Linked DNA regions of Mus musculus: all the other regions are linked to region 1. A link is a loop called in an ENCODE intact Hi-C map of the cell type or tissue named here. Cell type or tissue: left cerebral cortex. All regions are shown on one strand.

Region 1 (8,000 bases):
GAAAACTGCTTCTAGTTGTGGTGTGGCTCAGCCTTTAGTATACACCTTTAATCCCTCTGGCTGGAATACAGACACACCCTTAGTACATTTCTTTAATTCCCAAACAATGAAGATAAAGTTAGTTTGTAGAAGAAAGGACCCGTCAGGCGGTGGTGGCACACGCCTTTAATCCCAGCACTTCGGAGCAGAGGCAGGCGGATTTCTGAGTTCGAGGCCAGCCTGGTCTACAGAGTGAGTTCCAGGACAGCCAGGGCTACACAGAGAAACCCTGTCTCGAAAAACAAGGAAAAAAAAAAAGGACCCATGTTTGAAAGTGATGTCTAGTTGAGTGGGAGACAAAGTGATGAATCAGAGAAAGATTTGACAGAACAGGATCTGCCCATCTCTCAGAGGAGAGGAAAGAGGCAACATGAGAGGGAGCAGCACAAAGTGGGAGGAGGCAGATTTACCAGAACAGTTGGACAGAAGCAGGTTGCAGAGAAAGAAAAGGCTAGGCATGGGTAAAGATGGAACAAGCCAGACAATGAGAAGGAGCCAGAAAATTAGAACATATTGTCAAAGTTAGTATGAGGCTAAGCAGAGCAATTCAAAGGCTCAGAAACAATCCAGATTGAATCAGATTTGAGCCCAAACAGCTGAGTTGACTAGCCTGAAACTTGGAAGAAACTTGGGAAGAACTAGAAAGAATGAGCTTATTCAGCAGTAAATCTCAGAGGCTGAAAACATTCATTCTAGGCCTAGATAAGGTTGTCCAGAGACTAGAGGCTTCCAGGTCTAGGCCTAGGTTAGCAGACTGGGGCAGTAAGCCTCAGTCAGAGATGACAATTACAGCAGGCGAATCAATTACTTTTACATCTTCCCTCCAACATGGTCTTGAACTCTTTCTCAGCCTCCCAAATAGGTCAGAGTTAACAATTTTAGACTTGGTTGGGCAGTGGCGGTGCACGCCCAGGGGATTGTAGGACAGCCAGGGCTACACAGAGAAACCCTGTCTGGAAAAAAACAAAACCAAACAATTTTAGACTTTTAATCTAAAATATTTTTTTGTTTTGTTTTGGTTTTTGGTTTTTCGAGACAGGGTTTCTCTGTATAGCCCTGGCTGTCCTGGAGCTCACTTTGTAGACCAGGCTGGCCTTGAACTCAGAAATCCGCCTGCCTCTGCCTCCTGAGTGCTGGGATTAAAGGCGTGCGCCACCACGCCCGGCTTTAATCTAAAATCTTACACTGGGTTTTTTGTTTTTGTTTTTTTTTTCTTGACATAGGGTCTCCCTGTGTCAGAGCTGTCCTGGAGCTATGTACACCGGGCTGGCCTCAAACTCACAGATATATTCTTTCTGCCTCCTGAATACTGGGATTAAAGGCATCTGCCCCCAAGCTTGGACATAAAGCTTAGTGACATTTACAACTACCACATTAAGAAGACCAGCACCTTGCTGAGTACCTTATAATCTCATTTGAATGAGATTGCCAATGAATAATCTCATCTAACAGCCTTTAGGTGTGTCCTTTATTCTAGGGTATGGGATGCAACACCTATATTTTAAAAGTGAAATTCATATTTAGACTTAATTCACTTTGCTAATGAGGGTGTGGAGGTAGTAGAAGTAGCCCAGAGAATAAAGAAGTGATTAGGTGAACAGCACACATTTAGTCTTCTTTGGTGGAAATGGGTTTTGAGGGTAATCCAGCACTTGGAAGGTGAGGCTGGAGGCAGTCTTGTATTTGTAGTGAGTTTGAGGCCAGTCTTGGAAACAAAACATTGCCTCAAACCAAAAAAACACCCCCTTCCAAAACCCCAAAACAGAACCAAAAAAAAAAAAAAAAAACACTGAAAAAGGAGAAAGTTCATAAATTGCAAAAACATTTTGTAATTTCTGGGTTTACTTCTATAACTTTCCATTATACGCACTAGATAACTTTTTATTTTCAGTTAGCCTTTCAGAAACCTATGATTATATGGACTCTCAATTTGTTCTGTGCTCGGTATACCATCGGCTCTCATTGTTTTATTCCAAGATTTCTTTACCCTTTCTTTTTGTCTTTTCTTTTGGAGCCAGGTTCTTGTTGCACAGCCTAGGCTGTTTGGAACGTTTCAATCCCCTGCCTCGGTAATCCTGAGCCTTATGATCACCATGCCCAGTCTGAAACCAATTTTGTGCTGGTAAGATTTAAATGGCAAAAGGACTCAGCTCTGACAGGATCTTGACAACCCACCTGCACCACATTTGAAGGAGAAACAATATTTACAAGAGCACTCTACGCTTCTACGTCTACCTTTCTGCCTCACCTGCTATTATCTGGCCATCCCCCCTCCCTCTTTTTCTACAGATAGTGGCTCAACATGATTCTGTCTTGGGATTTTCCTTTGTTTCCTTTTTGTAAGAACACTTTTACAAAATCAACTCCCCATCTATGTCTCACTTAGGGAAGTCTTATGAAAACTCCCCAGACCCCGTCGCTGGCATAATCACATGCTATCCTACTACGCGTATTACTTCACGTCTATAATGCAGTCTTACCCCTGTCTTCTTTGGTGGAGTGTCAACTGGGAACGCAGTGGCTATTTTTCCTAATTCAGTTATATCCTTTTAAAAACGGCACGTTTTCAATCAGCATTTTTTTTTGAGTAAAGTCATCAAATCCAACTTTATTTCACTTAGCATTATACAAAAAAGAAAAAAGTATACAGCAATCACACTCATAAAATTTTCAAAACTAACAATATAAACTTTCCCACTTCACTGTTGTTTCACCACTGTATGATATCACATTGCCATGACAATCCCTTCTCCAATGCAATGTTACACAATGTTTTAGTAAAAACTAATGTTTTCCAGTTTGTTGCAAATAACAAAACAAGTCCTAACCTGACAAGTGACAGTTACTTCTGTATGCAGTTAACAAAAAGCATGGCACAAAGCACTGTTTAGTTAAACAAACATTAGAAAAGTAACAAAAATAGCCTCCATTCTACTAATGTATAACAGGCCAAGAATGGATGCATGCTGGTTCTGGTAGGCTATGAACTCTCTACTGATTAGGACCCTGACTGTTTTTCAAACACAACAGAACAGACTCAACTACACATTAGAGGACTTTTGGGATGGGGCCTTGGAATGAACACCCTTGCCTTGAACTCTACTTCTTGGCACCCCTCCTGCCTGATCTCTAAGAGCCAACTGGTAGAGATTAGGGAAGGCACTAGGGACTGTGCCATTGACTTTAGCTAAAACTTTCAGGACTTTCATCTTGGTTGTTTCAGCATGGGCTCTGGGTCCCCACAGGAACTCATAGCTTGGGGGATCACTGCCAGGTACCTGGCGGTACTCCAGGTAATTTTCCTGCACTACATCTCTTATAAACTCCTCAGGCTCGCCAAAGATCAAGTGCTTCTTCCCAGCATATACCCCCACTCCATGCAGAAATTGCCAGACCTCTTGCTCAGTGGCACGGTTACCCTTCATGAAGATCACACCTAGGACAGACATTAGGAGACCTGTCCTAGGCAACCCCCAGTTACTACTCAAACTTCCCTCAGTGGAAAGACCCAGTTTGCCCACCAGCAAATAGGAATGAGTGCTGGGATCAATTTCCTTCAACTCAAGACCAAAGACCAATTCTAGGCGTGCAGAAGTTCTCCTGAGGATCTCAGGGAATTGCTCCTTATACTTCTTGTTAACTACTGCCAGCATTTCACTTCTTGTAACTGCTTCTTTCATCTTAAATTTATCTAGCAGGAATTCTATCAGCACACTAGCCTTCCTCATGATAGGATCTTTCAGTGTGTGCTGAATGGAAGTCCCTGCCTGGGTGCCATCTGAACTTTTTGTATCAGGCAGGACAGTAGCATTTCTACCACCTATACCAGAGCCTGTGCAGGATACACCTGCACCAAAAGATCCAGGGTTTTTCACACCCTGAGGAGCAGAACCACCAGGGAAGCTGGACCCAGCACTCAGGTCAACAGGAGAAGACCCTGCTTCCTCTGCAGTGGGCTGAACTACTTGAACCTCCCTGCGTGACTGCTGTCGTTTAGCACGGGAGCGGCTCTTACTCTTTTGACCCCTAGGCATGTTGACTGTGCTCAGGACTGAAGTAGAAGAGCTGACAGGCAGGAATCAGGACTTCCGAACTCGTGGATCAAGCTCTTTTCTGCAAACCCTAGGATTGTTCTCTTCAGACTGGCGTCCAAGCCTCTCCTGTCTCAATCAGCATTTCTTATAGAATAATGAGATCAGCTTGGAATTTCAGTCAAAAGTGCTATCTAGACCAGTGTTTCTCAACTTGTGGGTTGCAACCCTTAAGAGGTCAAACCACAGGTTGAATAAGATCATGGGAAAACATATTTGCATTCCGATTCATGACACTAGCAAAATTACAGCCATGAAGTAACAACAAAGATAATTTTATGGTTGGTGGGGTCATCATACATGAGGAACTCTATTAAAAGCGTTTCAGCATCAAGAAGATTAAGAATCATCCAGATTCTAGATGGAGCCCACAGTCGTGTGTGAAAACCCATTTGAAAGACTCGAGTTTTAAGCGTACAGGATCACTGCCCACATCGCGAGGAAGGGAAGGGTTAAGAGTCTCCTTCATAGGTCCAAGGGCAACAGGGGCTCCCGCTAGCAAAGTGACCTAGGAAGAGAACCTCGGGGACACTCCGCGAACCTCCGAAAGCACCGGGACCAGGCTGGGTCTGGCCATCGGGAGCGCAAGGCACTGGCTCCCGCTCCAGCGCGCCAAGCCGTTAGCACCGCCCCTTCCCGCCGGCTCCACCCACCGCCGCCTAGTCGCTAACCCTGGCCGCTGGGTGCGCGGCGCGTTCTTAAACCCCGCCTCCCAGGCCAGGGCGCGCTCTCCTTGTCGCCCGGCTCTAGGCGGTTCCGTTAGCGGCGGGAGGGAAAACCGCCCCCGGCGTCCCCGCCTCCGCTGCTAACGCTTTCCTCCCTACTCCCCCTGCGACCACCCCGCAGCCCGCTACGGAGGCCCCCGAAGTACAAACGTCCCCCACGCTCCGAGCCCCATCGGAGGCTGAGTCCAGTCTAACTCCTCGGGCCCTAAGCTCATTTTTTTTTCATTGTTTTTTGTTGTTGTTGTTTCTTGTTTTTCTTTTGGTCAGGAATTCGCTCTGGTGAGTTCCCTAAGGCGGCAGAAACTTCAGCCTCTTCACGGTAGTAAAAGTTGGTTTCCCCTCCCCCGCTGCCGCCCAGGCCTCCCGCATTCCTTCCCTCCCGCCTCTCCGGATCGGGGCGGGCGGGGGAGGAGGGAGCCAGAGCGCCTGCGCAGGGAGGCCGCTTTCCATCCGGGTCCCTGTCCGTGCGGTGCAGCAGGTCGGTAGGCGGGAAATGGCGACTGGCTGAAGGAGCTGGTTCTGTTGCTGCTGAGGGATAAGCGGGAAAGACACCACCTATTGCGCAGTCGGGACCATCGCCGGAGCCCGAAGACACTTTTCTGTCGTCACAGTGAAGGTAATTCCCTTGGTCCAGACGCTGCCGTTGCTCCGAAGCTCAGTCCTCTCTCAGGGCCGTCTGCCGGGATCTCCTCCCCTTCTCTAGCCGAGCCCTCAGCGGTTCCAGCAACGTCCGTAGGCATGCACTGTTGGCGCCTTGTACGTCCACTGTCGTGGAAGCTGCTCTGGCTTGGACTTTCCCCAGGGAACGGCCAGGGAGCTCACTTCCCGCCAGCTTCAGCTCTTAGGCTGCGGCCTGTGTTGTGATTTCTGGGGTTAGATTTCACTTTGCTACCCACCCCCAACCCCATCTCACGTTCCCAGTCTCTGACCCCGTGGACCCGATAGCTAATTAAGTTAGATTGCCTTTTCGAACCTTCTTGTGGGCCCACGTAATGTTTTTGGTATTTCATTCTTGTAGGGTGCATTAGGGGGGCGTTGCTCTCTCTACTTGAGCTCTTACAGACATCCTTTGAGAATCTGGAAAGAGGTTCTTGGAGCTTCTGTCGTTTTCTGTACTGCTAAAATGTTGAGTTGACATTACTACTTTTTAAAGTCAAGTGTGGTAGTAAAAACCAGCGTGTGTAGGAGGCCTCTGATTTCCGTAGTGGTTAGTTAAGGGTGAATCTTAATTCTATTTAGCATGTTGTTTACGTTGGGTAAGTCCGTATGAGTTTACCTTTGCGTTCTTGACCAGGATTCTGTGATAAATAATTGCATAAATAAATAGTGTTTATTTACTTCTCGCCCTAGTGGTAGCTGGATGTGTGAATGACGTTAGGCACTCTCAGAGTACCTCGGAGAAACCTACTGAGATACTGCCAGGAAACTACCCTAAGCTCCTGACATGAGTATTCTTAGATGCTACTCCAAGGCAAGGCAGGGAGTGTTATCTTTCTCATGCTACTAAGACAATACCAAGATTACGGTTACATCCATATACAAATTAGTGCCTTGAAATGATAGGCTTATCTACATGTTTTAGATTGTAGATTGCCTGTTACTTTGATTCATGAAATGCCAAGCTACACATTTGTGTTTGTGGTCCAGCAATTATCTCTATAAAAGCAGTGACATGGCATGTGGAAGCTAGTTTTTACTGGCTTTTGTTTTGATTTTTCTTTTTTTAATAGAGTTTCTCAATTTTTTTTCAATGGTTTGGTCATGTCGAGTTTGGGGCATTATAGGTGTTTTCTCCCCTGGAATAAAACGGAAGATTAAAACATGGCTTATATTACATATTAGTTAATGTTTCTCACTCAGTAGCCTTCTGCTTCATAGGTGCAGCCTAAAGTACTTCACTTGCTGTTCACATGTTAGGATTAAATTTCAGTAATAAGCAGGCACATGCAAACATTATAGTTTTTATTTGAAAGACTTAGCCCAAGGTCATAAAGAAAGTCAAGGTAAACATAGCTCTTATATGAAGTAGATTTAGGAGTGACCTGGGCCTCACTGCTCTTTCCTCACTGCTGCTTGATTTCGGGGTTTGGGGAGTGAAAGTTTAGACAGCCTGAGTCCTTGTTGAGTCATTTCATTTTAAAATGGGACCAATTATGTTACTCAGAAGAATTGGGATAAATTATGTCTGGTGCAGGCTTTCTCTGTGTTTTAACAATGTTTTAGGGGTAGGTTTTTTGATAAAATTTAGTTTATAGGTAGCAGAATCAGTATTGTACTACATTCAACTAGACCCTATATTCTTTTTTTGTTTAATTTTTGTTTTGTGAGACATGATTTTGTGTGTGTGTGTGTGTCACAGCTCTGTACTGGAACTCACTTTGTAGATCAAGGTGGCCTTGAACTCACAGAAATCCAACCTGCCTCTATCTCCAGAGGCCTGGGATTAAAGGCAAGCGCCACCACAGCCAGGCCAGTCCCTATATTCCTAATAGTCTCCTATGCATGATTTGAAAGGATGTGAAAACTGCCAAGTGCTATCTAGTCTTTTTCTCATGTGTGCTATAGTTGTATTGCAATAATAGGATTGTGTAGGAATACTAAATAGGATAGGTATATTTTAGAACATTCAGTTGTGCATAGTGCTGGTGCCTTACAGACATTTCATTTGAACTAGTGGTGCTATTTTTCCCCTGCTGTTAGAAAATTGATGATTGGGGGCTGGTGAGATGGCTCAGTGGGTAAGAGCACCCGACTGCTCTTCCGAAGGTCCAGAGTTCAAATCCCAGCAACCACATGGTGGCTCACAACCATCCGTAACAAGATCTGACTCCCTCTTCTGGTGTGTCTGAAGATAGCTACAGTGTACTTACTTTAATAATAAATAAAATCTTTAAAAAAAAAAAAGAAAATTGATGATTGATAAAGTTTTATCTTTTCCAGATTAATCTAGCCTATTCCAAGGTTGTATTTGATCAGATGGTTTCTTTGTAGGATGATTTGAGCAAAATCTGTCTGGATATGTAGTGCAGTGGTAAAGTGCTTGCCTGGCATTCAGGAAACCCTGGGTTGCTAAATCCCCATCGCCAGATGAGCTGGTTCTGGTGGTTCCTGCTGTAACTTACCTCAGGGAGGTGGAAGCAGAGAA
Region 2 (8,000 bases), 88 kb before region 1:
TATTCCCCCTACTAATTCTTAAAAGATTATCTATGACTAGCCTGTGTTTCTTTTTTTTTTTGAATATATTTTATTACCTATGAGTTAAGTTAAATACAGATTTTTTTTTAAATTAGGTATTTTCCTCATTTACATTTCCAATGCTATCCCAAAAGTCCCCCATACCCTCCCCCCCACTCCCCTACCCCTCCACTCCCACTTTTTGGCCCTGGTGTTCCCCTGTACTGGGGCATATAAAGTTTGCAAGTCCAATGGGCCTCTCTTTCCAGTGATGGCCGACTAGGCCATCTTTTGATACATATGCAGCTAGAGTCAAGAGCTCCGGGGTACTGGTTAGTTCATAATGTTGTTCCACCTATAGGGTTGCAGATCCCTTTAGCTCCTTGGGTATTTTCTCTAGCTCCTCCATTGGGGGCCCTGTGATCCATCCAATAGCTGACTGTGAGCATCCACTTATGTGTTTGCTAGGCCCCGGCGTAGTCTCACAAGAGACAGCTATATCAGGGTCCTTTCAGCAAAATCTTGCTAGTGTATGCAATGTTGTCAGCGTTTGGAGGTTGATTATGGGATGGATCCCTGGATATGGCAGTCTCTAGATGGTCCATCATTTTGTCTCAGCTCCAAACTTTGTCTCTTTAACTCCTTCCATGGGTGTTTTGTTCCCAATTCTAAGAAGGGGCAAAGTGTCCACACTTTGGTCTTTGTTCTTCTTGAGTTTCATGTGTTTTGCAAATTGTAACTATATCTTGGGTATTCTAAGTTTCTGGGCTAATATCCACTTATCAGTGAGTACATATCATTTGAGTTCTTTTGTGATTGGGTTACCTCACTCAGGATAATGTCCTCCAGGTCCAACCATTTGCCTAGGAATTTCATAAATTCATTCTTTTTAATAGCTGAGTAGTACTCCATTGTGTAAATGTACCACATTTTCTGTATCCATTCCTCTGTTGCATTTGGGTTCTTTCCAGCTTCTGGCTATTATAAATAAGGCTGCTATGAACATAGTGGAGCATGTTTCTTTCTTACTAGTTGGAACATCTTCTGGATATATGCCCATAGCCTTTGTTTCTAGTCATATAAAAATATAAGCATCTATACTTGACAATTCTAAAAATATCCCAAAAGATAGTATTTGACTTTGTTTGTTTGTTTGTTTGTTTGTTTGGTTTTTCAAGACAGGGTTTCTCTGTATAGCCCTGGCTGTCTTGGAACTTACTCTGTAGACCAGGCTAGCCTCAAACTCAAAGATCTGCTGTCTTTGCCTCCCAAGTGCTAGAAGAATTGACTTCTTCTTCTTTTTTTTTTTAAAATAGTTTTAGAGTTATTTCTGTTTTCTTTTTTTCCTTTTTTTCTCTTTTCTTTTCTTTTTTTGCCTGTATTTATACTATATGCATGCCTTGTGCCTGCAGAGATCAAAATGGGGCATCAGATCTCCTGGAACCAGAGTTAAGGATGGTTATGAGCCATAAAGTGAATAGTGAGATCTGAACTCAGTTTTTTATCAAGAGAAGCAAGAGTTCTTAATCACTGGATCACCGCTTCAGCACACACCACTAGGGCTGTCAGAGTTGACTTCTATTTATTTTATTTTATTTTTTGGTTTTCGAGACAGGGTTTCTCTGTGTAGCCCTGGCTGTCCTGGAACTCACTCTGTAGACCAGGCTGGCCTCGAACTCAGAGATCCGCCTGCCTCTGCCTCCCAAGTGCTGGGATTAAAGGCATGTGTCACCACACCCGGCTAAAGACAGTTTTTAAGAAATCAACTCTGAAGCTGGGCAGTGGTGGCTCATATCCCATGGAGGACACACGCAGTCAGCATTTTCCACTGTTGGGGCTCATCTTGCTCACCTGGCTTAAAGAACTGGTCTTTGCCTTTATGTGGTTAATCCCTCACTCATAACTGGCTATATGGATGCACTTACACGCTCTTTCAGATTTCTAGATTAGACCTTAATAAGGGGATAGGTTGAGGAGGTAATTGTGTGTGTGTCTGTGTGTCTGTGTGTGTAATCTCCAGAAGGAGAGGAAAAGAGGCTTTCAAGTCTCAGCTCTGCAATCTCTAGCATATAACTCTAGAAAAGTTATGTGGCAACCTATAAATATAAACCTTTAAAGCCCTAATGGTCAAATAGGGCTTTAAAGCCCTTGTTAACAAAAAGTTTGTGCTTGTGTTTTGTAAGAGGTACATCTGTCAGAATCCTGTTTTAAAATACAACGTCCTTGGGAAGAATAACATTTTAGAAAGTTAATACCATTTAATGGATTTTTCAACTACTGACTGAGATAATACATTAGTAGGATAAATGGTTAAGATTTCCAGTTTGGGAGCCTGTGAGAGGGCTCAGTGGGAACGGGTACTTGCCAGGCTGGATAACCCACATGGGAGAAGGAAACCTGCTCTTGCAAGTTGTCTTCTGGCCTCCGCTCATGTGCCATGGCATGCATGCCCCACTCCAATAAGCAAATGTAATAATTACTTTAAATTCCTTTTTGACCTGGCTTCCTTTTGCCAAAGCTGCTTGGTTGATATCTGAGAGTGGAGATGACTTCTCAGAGCTCCTGAAGTCAGAGCTCAACTTTTGAAGACAAGAATTTTGTATGCAGCACACGCTGGCTTCCAGCTTCTGCCTCAACACCCCAAATGCTGTAATTGAAGAGAGTTAATCTTCAACTTTGATGTAAACCAGCTAGTAAATTCTGGTACGTTTATGTCGTTGTTGTTGTTTGTATAGTATAAAAAAGAGAAACATCCTTCTGTGAAGGTATTTTTTTTTTTTTGGAAGCAGATGAACTTTATTTTTGAAATGCACAGGACACATGGAACAATTTTTCACTGTTGTAAAATCTTCATGTCTCAGAACTATAGGCCGGTTTGAATAAACACTTAAGTTTGTGTTCTTGACCCGGAGTCTGAAAAATAACTACAAATCCATCCTCTGGTTACACAGGTGAAAACCAGTAACTTTTTATTGTTTGTTTAAACAACTACACAAGCAGCACGCAGAGGGAACGAGCAGGGGATTCTCTGTAGCACTGAACATGACGCTAAACGTAGAACAACACCTGCTACAAAGCAGAGAGAGGAACAGTATTACGAGTTCTGTTACTTGGCTTTAAGCCCAGTTCAGAAGATACAGGACTCTGACGTTTCCGCACATCTTTGTTTCCGGGCTTTCTCCTGTGTAAAGCGTTGTTGGGATAGGAGGGATGTAAAACTAGGCGTGCAGAAACAACTTGTAAGGGCTGCTATTGCTAATTCGGAATGTGTCAGCCGTCAGTAACGGCGCATTAGCTGCCATTCACCGAGGGCAGCTTCTGGGCTTTCTCCTCAGCTAAGTCGAGGGAAAAGCAGCAGAGCGTTTTAAAATAGGAGCACCGCATTTTGGAATTCTTCCTGTCCGTGACAGCAGTAACCTTGGAAACCAGGCTGCTAACACATCTCAATCGCAGAGCATCCTCAAGCTTAGCTTCTCTTGCTGTATTGTCTGGGCACCGCTATTCTGGGGGCTAATGTCAACTGTTTTTGTTTTTTTCCACCTCGGTGGCACAAACAACACCTAGCATAAAACCTTGCTAGACACCCATCAGGTCCCATCTTACCTAGAGCCTTCCCTACTTGGTGGCAGTCTCAGAATTGGTCCTGACAGAGGACACTCTGCCAAGGGGCCCGCTGATAGCAGGACCTCCCTAAACCTGGCCTCAGGGGACACCACCAGGTAACAGCACCACGCACACCCACCCAGGTACGCCGCGCGACCCCGACCCCGCGCCCCAGCCTCCAGAGAACCCTCGCGAGACAAGACCGCAAGGGGACGAGAAGAAGCCCACTATCTCGCGAGAAGAGGGGGCGTCGGCGGAAACGAGCTAATGCCCCCCTGGGCGCCCCGGCCCCAGCCGGTGGGCGTGGACCGAGGAAACCCGCCCCCTTCCGGCTCGCGTCCCCGCCCCCAGCCTTGAGGCATCGGGTCGCGAGTACCAGCGCCGGCTTCTCCCGCTTCCCTGCGGCGGGAGCCCGCTGGCCTTCGACTCTCGGAGGGGGCGCGGCGGGGGCGCAGAGGGGGCGGGGAGGACCCGCGACGCCCCGCCCCCCTCCGCGCTCTGGCGGCTCGGCCCGTCCCTTGGGGTCCGGGTCCCGAGGCCGCTGAGACAGCAGGCCGGCGCTGCCCGCAGGTGTCGGCGGCAGCGGCGGAGCCACCGGCCTCATGGTGGGTTTCGGGGCCAACCGGCGGGCCGGCCGCCTGCCGTCCTTCGTGCTGGTGGTGCTACTGGTAGTCATCGTCGTCCTTGCCTTCAACTACTGGAGCATCTCCTCCCGCCACGTTCTGCTTCAGGAGGAGGTGGCCGAGCTGCAGGGCCAGGTCCAGCGCACCGAGGTGGCCCGCGGGCGCTTGGAGAAGCGCAATTCGGACCTCTTGCTCTTGGTGGACACGCATAAGAAGCAGATCGACCAGAAGGAGGCCGATTACGGTCGCCTCAGCAGCCGGCTGCAGGCCAAGGAAGGCCTGGGGAAGAGATGCGAGGATGACAAGGTAAGGTCGAGCCCTTTCCTCGGCCCTCCTAGACTTTTTCTTTTCACTTCTGGGTGGGGTATTAATATTCGCCCGCCGGCGATTGCTGTATGCCGTCAGCGTGGTAGCCCTGGAAGCTCCCCAGACCCCCAGCAACCCTGTTTGTTGTCAGACTTTCCCGGTGTCAGCGCCACATTCTCTGTTCGCTTGCAGAGACTGTAAGTTCTGGTTCTCTAGAGTGGCCTATGTGTGGATACCACCTTTCCTCCAAGCTCAGCTGCTGAGCTGGCAGTGGTTATCATCTGGCCTGTGTGGCCGCCTTCGTTCCCGGCACACAGGCTGCCAGGTATATGTATGGGCATTGTCTCATCCACCTCCTGTGCAGACTGATCAATATTAATTTATTTCAGAATGCGGCCTTCTTCCCTTCTGGTGCTCAACATGTATTTGTCAACAGTATGGCTTTTTAGAAATCTCTATAAATTGATGTATTTTGCTAAGTAGATTTTTAAAAAATGAATTTTGTGTTGAAAGTGTTGTTATAGATGAGTCAGGAACCCGTATATGAGCCACACTTGTGACTTGAGTGCGGTTAATCCATTATCTTCTCAATTTGAATTGTTAATGAAATTAGCCGAAATGGTAGAATCTAAAAATAAGTTCTTAGGAACAGAATCTTATGTCTGTCGTTATAATTCTTGAAAGAAAATAAAATTGTGTGTGCTTAAATAGCTCTTAGGGCTGCTGCTTAATGCAGATAGAAAATACAAAATTTTAAATTTAAAAATCTTAAGTCTGGACTATGATCATGTCCTACTTAATAGGATCTGTTTTCACTATTTTATTGACAGTTTATAACTTAGGCAACTTCAGTTGGTATATCAGAATTCTGAAGACTTCTAGATAGGTACTATAGTAGATGACTTCTTTTCTACACTCTTAAATCTTTTAAGATTAAATTTCTTCTTTCTTTATCTAGTGTGTGTGTGCATGTGCATACACATGTGTGGAGATCCGAGATCTGGAGTCAAGTTCTTTCCATCCATCCTGTGGAGCTGACTTCTGTTTATCTGTCTTGGCAGCAAGTGCTTTTAGCTGCTGAGCCGACCCTTAAATTGAATTTCATTTGTGTGTGTATTCACCCTAATGCACATGTGGATGTCAGAGGATAGCAGTCAGATTTCTCCTTCTACCAAGCAGGTCCTGGGGATGGAACTCAAGTTCTATGAGATTTTTAATGAGCTTCCAACCTTCCTACCCTCATTGGCCTCTACTTTCTTACTTATCGAAAACTGAGCCTCTCAGTTGTTTTCTTGTTCCCTTTTCTTCTTTATACAGTATGCACATCCTCTGAGAAGGCTAGAGATCAGCAGACAGATGTACCTTCTATACACTGAACTGTAAAACATGGATACAGTAGGTAGAGACCCGTAAGAGCTTGGAGTATTAAAATAAGATCTTCAAGATGGACCGTTTTGATCTAGCATTCTTTGTCTTGTGGTTGTGCCTCAAAAAGTGAGCTCTCGACTGTTTCTTTTCTCTGTCATCTGATGGACTTTGACCCTGTAAAACTCTTTTTTTTTTAAAAAATTATTTATTATACATAAGTGCACTGTAGCTGTCTTCAGCCTTCAGCCATGCCAGAAGAGGTGTCAGATCTCATTATAGATGGTTGTGAGCCACCATGTGGTTGCTGGGATTTGGACTCAGGACCTGGGGAAGAGCAGTCAGTGAGTGCTCTTACCTGCTGAGCCATCTCGCCAGCCCGACCCTGTAAAACTCTTAAGTATTTTAGTTTTCTGTTGCCATGGCGGAACACCCTGACCAAGGCAACTTACAAAAGATAGCATTTTATTTGTGGCTTACATTTTTATTATTTTATATGTATGGGTGTTTTGTCTGCATGTTTTTTTTAATTTGTGCAACAGATAAGTATCTGGTTCCTGAGGAGGCCAGAAGTTTTGGATTCCCCTGGAACTGGAGTTACAGGTGGTTTTGAGCCACCATGTGGGTCCTGGAAATTGAAGCCAAGTCCTTTGCAAAAGTCATAGAAGAACACTGGGAATGAAGTAACTCCTTTGAAACCTCAAAGCCTGCCCCCAGTGACACACCTCCTTTAACAAGGTCACACCTCCTAATCTTTCCCAAACAGTTCCACCAACTGGAGACCAAGTGTTCAAACATGAGCCTATTAGGGCTATTATTCAAGCCACCACATAGATAGAGGAACCCCAGTTCTGGAACCAAAAAGGTGATATTTCCTTCTTCCAGTTCATTGTGCCAGTTCTGTCATTTCCAGGATGAGAGCAAGAGACAGTGTTCTCATCACTGTCCATGAAAGTGAGAAATCAGACCCATTTCTCTAGATTCTCTCAAACTTACTATATTTTATTCCGTCTGTAAAGGATTTTAACTTGGAGGTGTATATTAGTTTGCTAGGGCAGGTATAACAGATCCAAGATACCACACACGAGATATAAAACTTTATTTCTCCACAGACCTGGAGGCTTGGAGTTCCAGGTCAAGGTACAGGAAAGGGTTGGGTTTCTCTGAGACCTCTCCCCGTGGTTGCAGATGGCTGCCTTCTTGCTGCTCTATCTTGTCATGGTATTCCCTGATGGATGCATCCCAGTGCCTCATCTCCTTTTTGGATTGTGGTCCCTCTTATACATGACTTGTTATGGTATCTTCAGGAACTCACTTGTGCCTGCTGGGCTTGCTGCACTGTTTACTTCCCCTGCTTTTGTGATGAGCAAGGTCACAGAATCTTCTCCTGTGTGTTCAGCCACAGCATACGAGCTATGCTATGCAAGTCTGCACTAATTGTTCAGGGTTGCAGGGAGGGACTAGAGTGTAGAGACTGGTGAAGGGCTTTGATTCTGTGGCTGTGGGAAAGCTTTTATTCCTTCTAGGTAGCCCTTTACCTATGTGCTATAAGGAAATCCAATAAACTCATTGGTTTCCCAGGGGTAGATGTTTCTTGGGATTCCCCTGGGGATGCATTTTTGCAACAGCCCCACACTAATAGCCTTATTTAATCACTGCTTTAAACTCCAAATATAACTGTATTTTGAGATCCTTGAGGTTGAAACCTCAACGTATGAGTTTGAGTAGTACAGTTTACTATCATATACACAATGTAGTCCTTTTTTTTCTCTTCTTTCTACCAAAAAGACTGTTTGTTACATAAACTGTATTTTTCTTTTTCTTTAAGATATATTTATTTTCATATATGTGAGTTCAGCAGACACACCAGAGGAGGGCTTCTATTACAGATCTTATTACAGATGGCTGCTGGGAATTGAACTCAAGACCTCTGGAAGAACAGCCAGTGCTCTTAACTGCTGAGCCATCTCTCCAGCCCTTCCTTTTCTTTCTATAGTAGACAGGAGTCTCACTGTGTCCAAGGCTGGTTCCAAGTGCTGGTATTTGTGTGTGTGCCCTCAACCAGCTTGAACTTGGATGCCTGTTACTGTGTCTCATGCACTG
Region 3 (8,000 bases), 75 kb after region 1:
CTACATGTCAAGCCCACAGAAGGGACTCCTGCAAAGGGGACATTTGGCTTTAATGTGAAAGAGGAGAAGCGATCCATGGGGAGTGTGGGAAGAGCACCACAGTCAGAAATATTGACTCTAAAGCTCCTAGAAGTAGCCTCAGCAATGAAGGGAATAAGGGAGGTGGGGGTGGGGCAATCAGAGGGTAGGAGAAATGGCAGAGGGAGAAAAAGATGAAGAAAAAGAGACCAGCATATGTCTGAAGTAGGACAGCCTATGCAAGGTCTTATTGACCAGGAAAAGACGCTGAACTTTCATTTGGGGACAGGGTCACATATAACCCAGGCTGCCCTCAGACTTCCTATGGAGTTGAGTATGGCTTTCCTTTTCCATCCTCCTGCCTCCACCTCCTGAGTGTGTGGGGTTACATTGTGTGCATGTATCATTTATATGGTGCTAAGGATTGAATTTATGGCCTTGTGCATGTTGGGCAAACAGTCTGCCAACTATGTTACATCCCCAGGCTAAAAAGTTGAGGTTTTTCTAAAAACAAAGTCATTAAAGATATTTTATCTGGAAGGAAGCAATGTTATTTACTATTTATTCAGACAGGTTGGGACAGATCCTGGATGCATAAGTCTTCCTTCCTAGGGTCTTGTCTTAATTTGGATTCACGACTGGATCAACATGTATTACAATGCTTTACTCAATTTATTGATTTAAACATTAGTCACATCTAACATTCACAGCGATTAGACTGGTATTTGACTAAAAGCTAGGGGACATAGGTACCACAGTCTAGTCAAGCTGATAAATAGAATTAGCCATTCTGTTGCCTTTGACCTTAAAATAGTTTTCAGACTGGTTCCTTCCTCTCCATTGTCACTGGCTTAATTTGGGCTTGAGTTATCCTTGCAGAATTAATTCATTCGAGTTGGAAATCGCATAGCTCAGTGGTAATGCAAGGAAGGCAGAGGCTCTTGGTTTTATCCTATACTTATGTACTAGGTACTTTGTAAAATCATAAATGGATTTTTTTTTTTTTTTTTTTTGGTTTTTTGAGACAGGACTTCTCTGTGTAGCCCTGGCTGTCCTGGCACTCTGTAGACCAGGCTGGCCACCACGTGTGCCACCACGCTGGGCGGATGCTTTCTTTTATAGAGCGTCATCTCTCATTTTAATAATGCTGTCGAACAGCTGAGCGTGGTGGCGCACGCCTTTAATCCCAGCTCTCGGGAGGCAGAGGCAGGCTGATTTCTGAGTTTGAGGCCAGCTTGGTCTACTGAGTGAGTTCCAGGACAGCCAGGGCTACACAGAGAAATCCTGTCTCGAAAACAAACAAACAAACAAACAAACACAAAAAAATTGCGGTAGAACATTTCTTGAAAGACCACCTTATAAAATGTTTACTTGTAGACGAAAAATACACAAGAAACGGAAAGTACTAAGAATGGCTGATGTGTGTCTGTTTTTTTTAAAGACTTAAAACCTAAGCTCATGCCTTTAATCCCAGCACCTGGGAGCCAGCCTGGTTCACAGAGCGAGTTCCAGGACAGCCCAGGCTACAGAGAGAAACTTGTCTTAAAAACAAAGCAAAACAAAACAAAAAACTTTAAAAACAATGAATATATTGGAAAATCAGACAATATCTAAACTAGCTCCTTCCTTCTTAATGTCCTTACTGGGAAGCCCTGTGCCAAGGGGGAGAGAATTTTGCTCCTTTTAGGTTCTTTTTATCAGTTTACCTGTTAGAATGCACTCAGATGAGCACCACAAGCCTTCTCTCTACCAGAAATGCACCGGAGCACAAGTCACTTGGTTTCTCAAACTCCAGCTTCACCAGTGCCTACCGCGGGCAGAAAACTGAAACTTCCGTCGTCGTTAATGCTACCTTTTTAACATCTAACCTCATAATGCTTCTTTTTGTTGCAGCCACTGCACTGTGTCGAAATCTGTTTACATAACTATTTTGCTACTGTGTTGAGGACAAACTAGAATAAGCCTGGGACGGACCACGGAACTCCGAAATGTTTTCGCCAAAACAATCACCGTGCAGGACTTCGGGTGATCACCGGAAGGGAGAACCAGGGAGACTTGGAGTATACTTCCATCTCCGTGCCCGAATGCTAGGAGGCCACGGGATATCTGCCCTGTCCACTTCCTCCTCGCTGCTCGCCTGCTGCCGGCTCACGATCAGCCAGCACTAGAAGACCCACTCGCTAGCCGAGCACCGCCCGACTCACGCGTGCGCACTTCCTTTCTCTTCTCGCGGGGGGTGGGGGATGAGGGGGTGAGGGGTGTGGCTTGGGGGGACCAGGCTGGTCCGCGTCTCCCAGCCCAGCGTCGCCCCACCCCGCCCGCCCCGCCCCTGCCGCGCGCGTCGCCCGTGGGGCGGAGCCTCTGCCGGGCGCCCAGTCAGCCACTGTCCCAGCCTGCCCTGCGCGGGCCAACGAGAGCCAGCCCAGTGACTCACCTCTGCCGCGCTAACTCTTCGCAGCTCTTCCCATCGCACACGCTCACCCCCGGTTCGAGATGGCGGCGGCGGCGGCGGCGGCAGCGGCGGCGGGGGACTCAGACTCTTGGGGTGAGCAGAAGTTCCGGCCCAAATGCGGGCTGTGGCGGCCCCGCTCCCACGCGGGTACTAACGCGACTCGCTCTCTTCCGTAGACGCGGACACGTTCTCTATGGAGGACCCGGTGCGGAAGGTCGCGGGCGGCGGCACGGCCGGCGGGGACCGCTGGGAAGGCGAGGACGAGGACGAGGACGTGAAGGTAGGTTCGGGCCCGGGAGCCAGGCTACGCCCGTGGGCGCCGGCTGCGGGCGGGGAGATCGGGCCCCCGGGGCGCCGCCCGGGCCTGCGGGCCGTGGGTCCCGCGTGAGCTTCGGCCCGGAGGTTCCCTCGGCTGGACGGCCATGTGGGCAGCAAGGCGGCAGCTTGTCCGGCCGGACTCTGCGGAGGGTGGTGACCGCCTGGGCCCCAGCCCTTCACCGAGGGTCGGCTCTCTGGCCTGGAACCTAACTGGAGACGAGAAGTGACAGCAGCAGTCCGGTCGGCCCACGTGCTATCTTCGCAGTCCAGAACCTCTCACCGAAACTAGGCGAACAGATCGGGAACTCGGTTTCAGTGTTTGTCCCATATGGAAAGTCGTGGATCCGCTTTTCCTAGTTCGGCTCTCCCATGTGTCAGTAACTTAGGTATGATTGTGAAGGCCGGTAGCTCGTTTGAGCGATTAGATGGAGAAAATACATTGAATTTTCTAAACTAGAATTGGAGTAGTAAAACAACTTTTAGCTCTCCCTTCCCCCACCCTGTGGTAAGAAGGATGAACTGAGAGCACTGAGATAACCATCGGGTTAGTGGACAGAACTGTGAACTCTGAAAAACAGAGCTAACAGTTATTCATCTACACAGGGACAGACAGGCTTAGAAAAAAACCCCAAAGAGTTGGTGGTTGTGGTAGACCAGGGGCCAGTGGTTTGTTTGTTTTTTTTTTTTTTTGTATTGTAAATTCGAGTCCTATTCACCTTTATTGTTCTTAAAAACTCTCACGGGCTCATCTTACAGCTTTAGATATACTGTTTGGATTTTTCATTTTTACTCTGAACTTTGCTGAAGTGTATGTCTACTTTACCAGACAGCCTGAATTTGAGGAATGAAGTGATCTTTGTGTACATTGAAGTTAATAATGAAGTTAATAATAGTGCTGTTGACTGGCTACTTACGTGCTTTCTTTATCTATTGTATGTATACACTTGGGCATGGTTTGTTACCGACCTTATATTATCCTATCACGGCAGATTTTCAGTTTTGACTTTTCACTTTTCCTAGGAAGTAGAAGTTAGGACATCTTATAAAGTTAAAGAAGTTAAAGTTGGGCTGGAGAGATGGCTCAGCGATTAAGAGCACTGACTGCTCTTCTGAAGGTCCTGAGTTCAAATCCCAGTAACCACTAGCCACCCATCTGTAATGAAATCTGATGCCCTCCTACAGTGTACTTATATGTAATAATAAATAAGTCTTGGGAAAAAAAAAAAGTCAAGAGATGGGAGTAAGTTTAAAACAAAACAGGGGACAGTGGGGGGAAAGTAAAGGAGGCGGGAATAAATGCCAAAAGGTTGTTTAAAGCTTTCAGTAATGATGCCATGTAGTATCTACCTGGGGTTATGGAATGTAAATGGTGTCATTCCTGATGTTTATAATTCGTATCACTTAACAGTGGTTGTGGACCTTCCTGGTGCTGTGAACTTTTAGCTTGTATTTAACATGTTGTGGTGACCTCTCCCAAGCATAAAGTTATTTTTTGCTACTTTATAACTAATTTTGCTGCTATTATGAATTGTAAATATCTGATGCAGGATATCTGAGCTCTGAAAGGGTTGTTGGAGACCCACAGTGAGAACCACTGTAAGTTGATAAGTGTAAGAGCTAACTTTGGGGAGACTTAGAGGTGAGTTACTTGTAAAATCCACGTATCCACTCACTCTTTCAGTGCAGACTTACTTTCGTATACATAACCAGTCTTTTTTTTTGGTATTTTTCAAGACAGGGTTTTTCTGTGTAGCCCTGGCTGTCCTGGAACTCACTCTGTAGACCAGGCTGGCCTCAAACTCAGAAATCCGCCTGCCTCTGCCTCCCGAGTGCTGGGATTAAGGGAGTGCACCGGCTGACATAACCAGTCTCATACATAATGTTTGAAGTTGATGTTGCAGATTGGAAGCTGATTTTGTCCATCCTGTTGTAGTGTTAAAATTTTGCTTTATTTCTGTCTCATGATACAGTATATAAAAATAGTTTTTGACTCCTGGGTTTTAGAAACAAACTGGATTATGTTACCTTGGCATTTTCTAGTTACTCTTTCTCAATATGTAAGTAATTGTAATGAGACTTGCATTACATACTTTTTTTGTTGTTTTTTGCATGTTTTGTTTAGAGACTGGGTCTCACTGTGTCAACCAGGCTGGCTTTGAACTTCACAGAAGTCTGCCTGGCTCTGCCTCGTGAGTGCTGGGATTAAAAGAGTACACCAACATCAGAATCACTTTTTTTTTTAAGATTTGTTTATTTATTTTATGTACATAAGCACACTGTAGCTGTGCAGATGGTTGTGAGCCTTCATGTGGTTATTGGGGATTGAATTTTTTGTAGGACCTTACTCGCCTCAGAGTAAGAGTGAGAGTCCCTGCTTGCTCTGGCCCAAAGATTTATTATTATAAATAAGTACACTGTAGCTGTCTTCTGATACACTAGAAGAGGGCGTTAGATCTCATTACAGGTAGTTGTGAGCCACCATGTGGTTGCTGGGATTTGAACTCAGAACCTTTGGAAGAGTAGTCAGTGATTGATCTCACCCACTGAGCTATCCTGCCAGCCCTACTTTGTGGTTTTTTTTTTTTTTGAGACAGGGTTTCTCTGTGTAGCCCTGGCTGTCCTGGAACTCACTTTGTAGACTAGGCTGGCCTCGAACTCAGAAATCCACCTGCCTCTGCCTCTCAGGTGCTGGGATTAAAGGCATGCCACCACCGCCCAGCTCCTACTTTGTGTTTTAAATGAGCATTAGCAGGGCTTCCTAGCACTTGGTAGATATTCAGGAAATACTAATTTTCATTGATGTCTTCCTTCTTTTATCCTAATGGAAATATTTTGACTGCTAAAATCTAATATCTGAGGTTTATTTTATGCCACACTTTATCATTTCCTAAGGCCAGAAGGATCATATTTCTTCTAGTGTCTATTTACTATGAATTTTGTGTTTTTATTGGAAGATCATGGTTATCAAACAAATTTGCCCATTCAGAAGTTTGTTAGAATTGAAATTTGTCACCTTGCATAGCAGTGAGTTATATTACAAACTATTGAATTTTGGTGTTTTAGCATTTAATCATTTTGTGGTAGTATGCAAGACTTATTTGTTTTCATGAAGTCAAATAATCGTAGTTCTTAAACAATTCAGTATGTGAATTAAAAAAACAAGATTGGTGAATGGCAAGTGTAGTTCAGGAAGTGAGGAAGTCGGAAGAGTCCCCTGAGTTCAAGAGGTTAAGACCAACTTGGCCGGTAGAGCAAGAGTTCTATGGCAAAACTGTAGGAAGTGTTTTTTTTTTTTTTTTTTTTTTTTTTTTTCGAGACAAGAGTTTCTCTGTATAGCCCTGGCTGTCCTGGAACTCACTTTGTAGACCAGGCTGGCCTCGAACTCAGAAATCTGCCTGCCTCTGCCTCCCGAGTGCTGGGATTAAAGGCGTGCGCCACCACGCCCGGCGGAAGTGTTCTTTTAATGTGGGGTCAAGTGCTTGATCTTTATAAATTACCAGTTTAATGCCACTTACAGTGTCTATCTTAGTTACTCACTCTAGTTGACGGTCCTTTTTAGTATTTTACCTTTCTGGTTGTTCAGTAGCTGTCTTGCAGTGACAAAAATGGACATAAGCTATAGACCTCTTAATATTCATGGAGGAGGACAGACTTTTTCCCAGTATAAAGGTAAAACCTAGTGGCTAGAGAGATGGCCTAAGAGCAGTGTTCTCTTCAAGAGGACCAGAGTCAGATTCCTAGCATTTACATCACAGCTGTCTGTGGCTTTAGCTCCAGGCATCTGGTATCTCTGTCCTTGTAGACCTGCTGTCACACGCACATGCATATCCACAGGTAGGCAGACATACTTTTTTTTTTTGGGGGAAGTAAGGAGTGTACATCTTATTTTTACTTAGTATTTACTTAGACTTTTTCTTACTATCCTGATATGCAGAGGTAGCAGGAAGAAATGTTTGCTTTGTGTGTGTGTGTGTATATGAATATATATATATATATGAATATATATATGTGTGTATGTATGTGTGTATATATATATGACTAGAGTAATGTGCAGGATGTAGATGCAGTACCTACTGAAAGGATGAGTACCTACTGAAAGCACGGGCAATGCAGCTTTAAAGTCATTTTACTAGATTCCCTACGTCCATTTCAGTTGAACAGGTTACAGATTGGGTTTATTATTCGAAAGATGTACAGAGGAAACTTCTGACTGTGTTCAGCTGTCTCTGGCATTTTTTATTTTGTTTTTGTTTGTTTTTTTTATGTTTAGTTATTTCAGGCAGGATCTCATGTGGCCCAAGGCTGGCCTCACTCTCAGCCAGCTGAATTCTGGGACCTTGCCTACAGACATTTGAGTACTAGGATTGAAGGCATGTACAACTACTCCTAGTTTATGCCTCCTTCAGGATAGAACTCAGGGCAAGCCACCAACTAAACTACATCTCCAGCCCTCAGCTGTGTGTTTCTCTAGTTGCCTTGTAGAATTTATTACACAAGGTCTCAGAGAACTGTCCCAGGTAAAAGCTATGCACTGAGCAGTCAAGTCTTACTCATTTACTTTAAGGATCTGTCCAAATTAATAATACAAATCCTCCAGAATAAGGACATCTTTTTTCAAGTATTAGCACTTCTGAGGAATAGGATCTATATTTAATTTGATTTTTGTTTGTCTTTTTGTGTGTATGTGTGTGTTTGTCTTTTTATATTCTACTTTTGGGGTAGGATTTCCTTCCAATTTGGATCTTCTGGCTTCAGCCTTCCAATTTTTAAAAATTTTTATTTTTTGGCTTTTTCGAGACAGGGTTTCTCTCTATAGCCCTGGCTTTCCCGGAACTCACTTTGTAGACCAGGCTGGCCTCAAACTCAGAAATCCACCTGTCTCTGCCTCTGGAGTGCTGCCACCACACCCGGCTCAAGTATGCTTTTTATTGAAAAACATTTACTTATTCTATTTGTTGCACTGGGCCATTGCAAATAAATTAGTTACTTGTTTAGTGTTTGGTTGGGGCTTTTAAATATTAATTTTATATTTTGTCTGCATGTGCGTACGTGCACCATGTGTGTGCCTGGTGTTCATGGAAGTTAGAAGAAGGCATCAGATGCTATGGAACTGGAGTTAGACTTGTGAGCCAGGTTTTCTACAAGAGCAATAAGTGCTTTAAACCACTGAGCCATCTTTCCAGCCCTAGTGTAGAATTTACTGAAATAATTA

The links. A loop is a pair of places that touch in the nucleus more often than their neighbours do. Peaks named below come from ENCODE experiments on the same cell type or tissue, not always from the same donor. Only the 100,000 strongest peaks of a DNase experiment are listed, where the experiment ranks them.
Region 2: it touches region 1 in a loop (9-fold over the local background); 6 of 42 quality-filtered maps call a loop at or near these places.
Region 3: it touches region 1 in a loop (3-fold over the local background); 8 of 42 quality-filtered maps call a loop at or near these places.

What each region holds. Positions count from the first base shown.
Region 1 is chr2:121,951,147-121,959,146 of GRCm38, forward strand. Mageb3 (melanoma antigen, family B, 3) reads right to left here and starts at 4,946. Exons shown (of 1, transcript NM_008545.2): 1 at 2,625-4,946. The coding sequence starts at 4,073. The coding sequence ends at 3,081. It overlaps Ctdspl2 (CTD (carboxy-terminal domain, RNA polymerase II, polypeptide A) small phosphatase like 2), which reads left to right and starts at 4,855. Exons shown (of 13, transcript NM_212450.4): 1 at 4,855-5,471. In left cerebral cortex, CTCF peaks have their summits at 4,817 and 7,742; DNase peaks (open chromatin) are centred at 4,214, 4,892 and 5,246; H3K4me3 peaks cover 2,383 bases; H3K27ac peaks cover 1,745 bases.
Region 2 is chr2:121,863,000-121,870,999 of GRCm38, forward strand. Golm2 (golgi membrane protein 2) reads left to right here and starts at 3,971. Exons shown (of 10, transcript NM_001205369.1): 1 at 3,971-4,532. The coding sequence starts at 4,206. In left cerebral cortex, no CTCF peak of the experiment used is centred here; DNase peaks (open chromatin) are centred at 3,179, 3,360, 3,863, 4,341 and 3 more places; H3K4me3 peaks cover 3,130 bases; H3K27ac peaks cover 2,022 bases.
Region 3 is chr2:122,026,162-122,034,161 of GRCm38, forward strand. Eif3j1 (eukaryotic translation initiation factor 3, subunit J1) reads left to right here and starts at 2,419. Exons shown (of 8, transcript NM_144545.4): 1 at 2,419-2,563; 2 at 2,647-2,750. The coding sequence starts at 2,512. In left cerebral cortex, a CTCF peak has its summit at 3,315; DNase peaks (open chromatin) are centred at 2,239, 2,361 and 2,986; H3K4me3 peaks cover 2,314 bases; H3K27ac peaks cover 1,566 bases.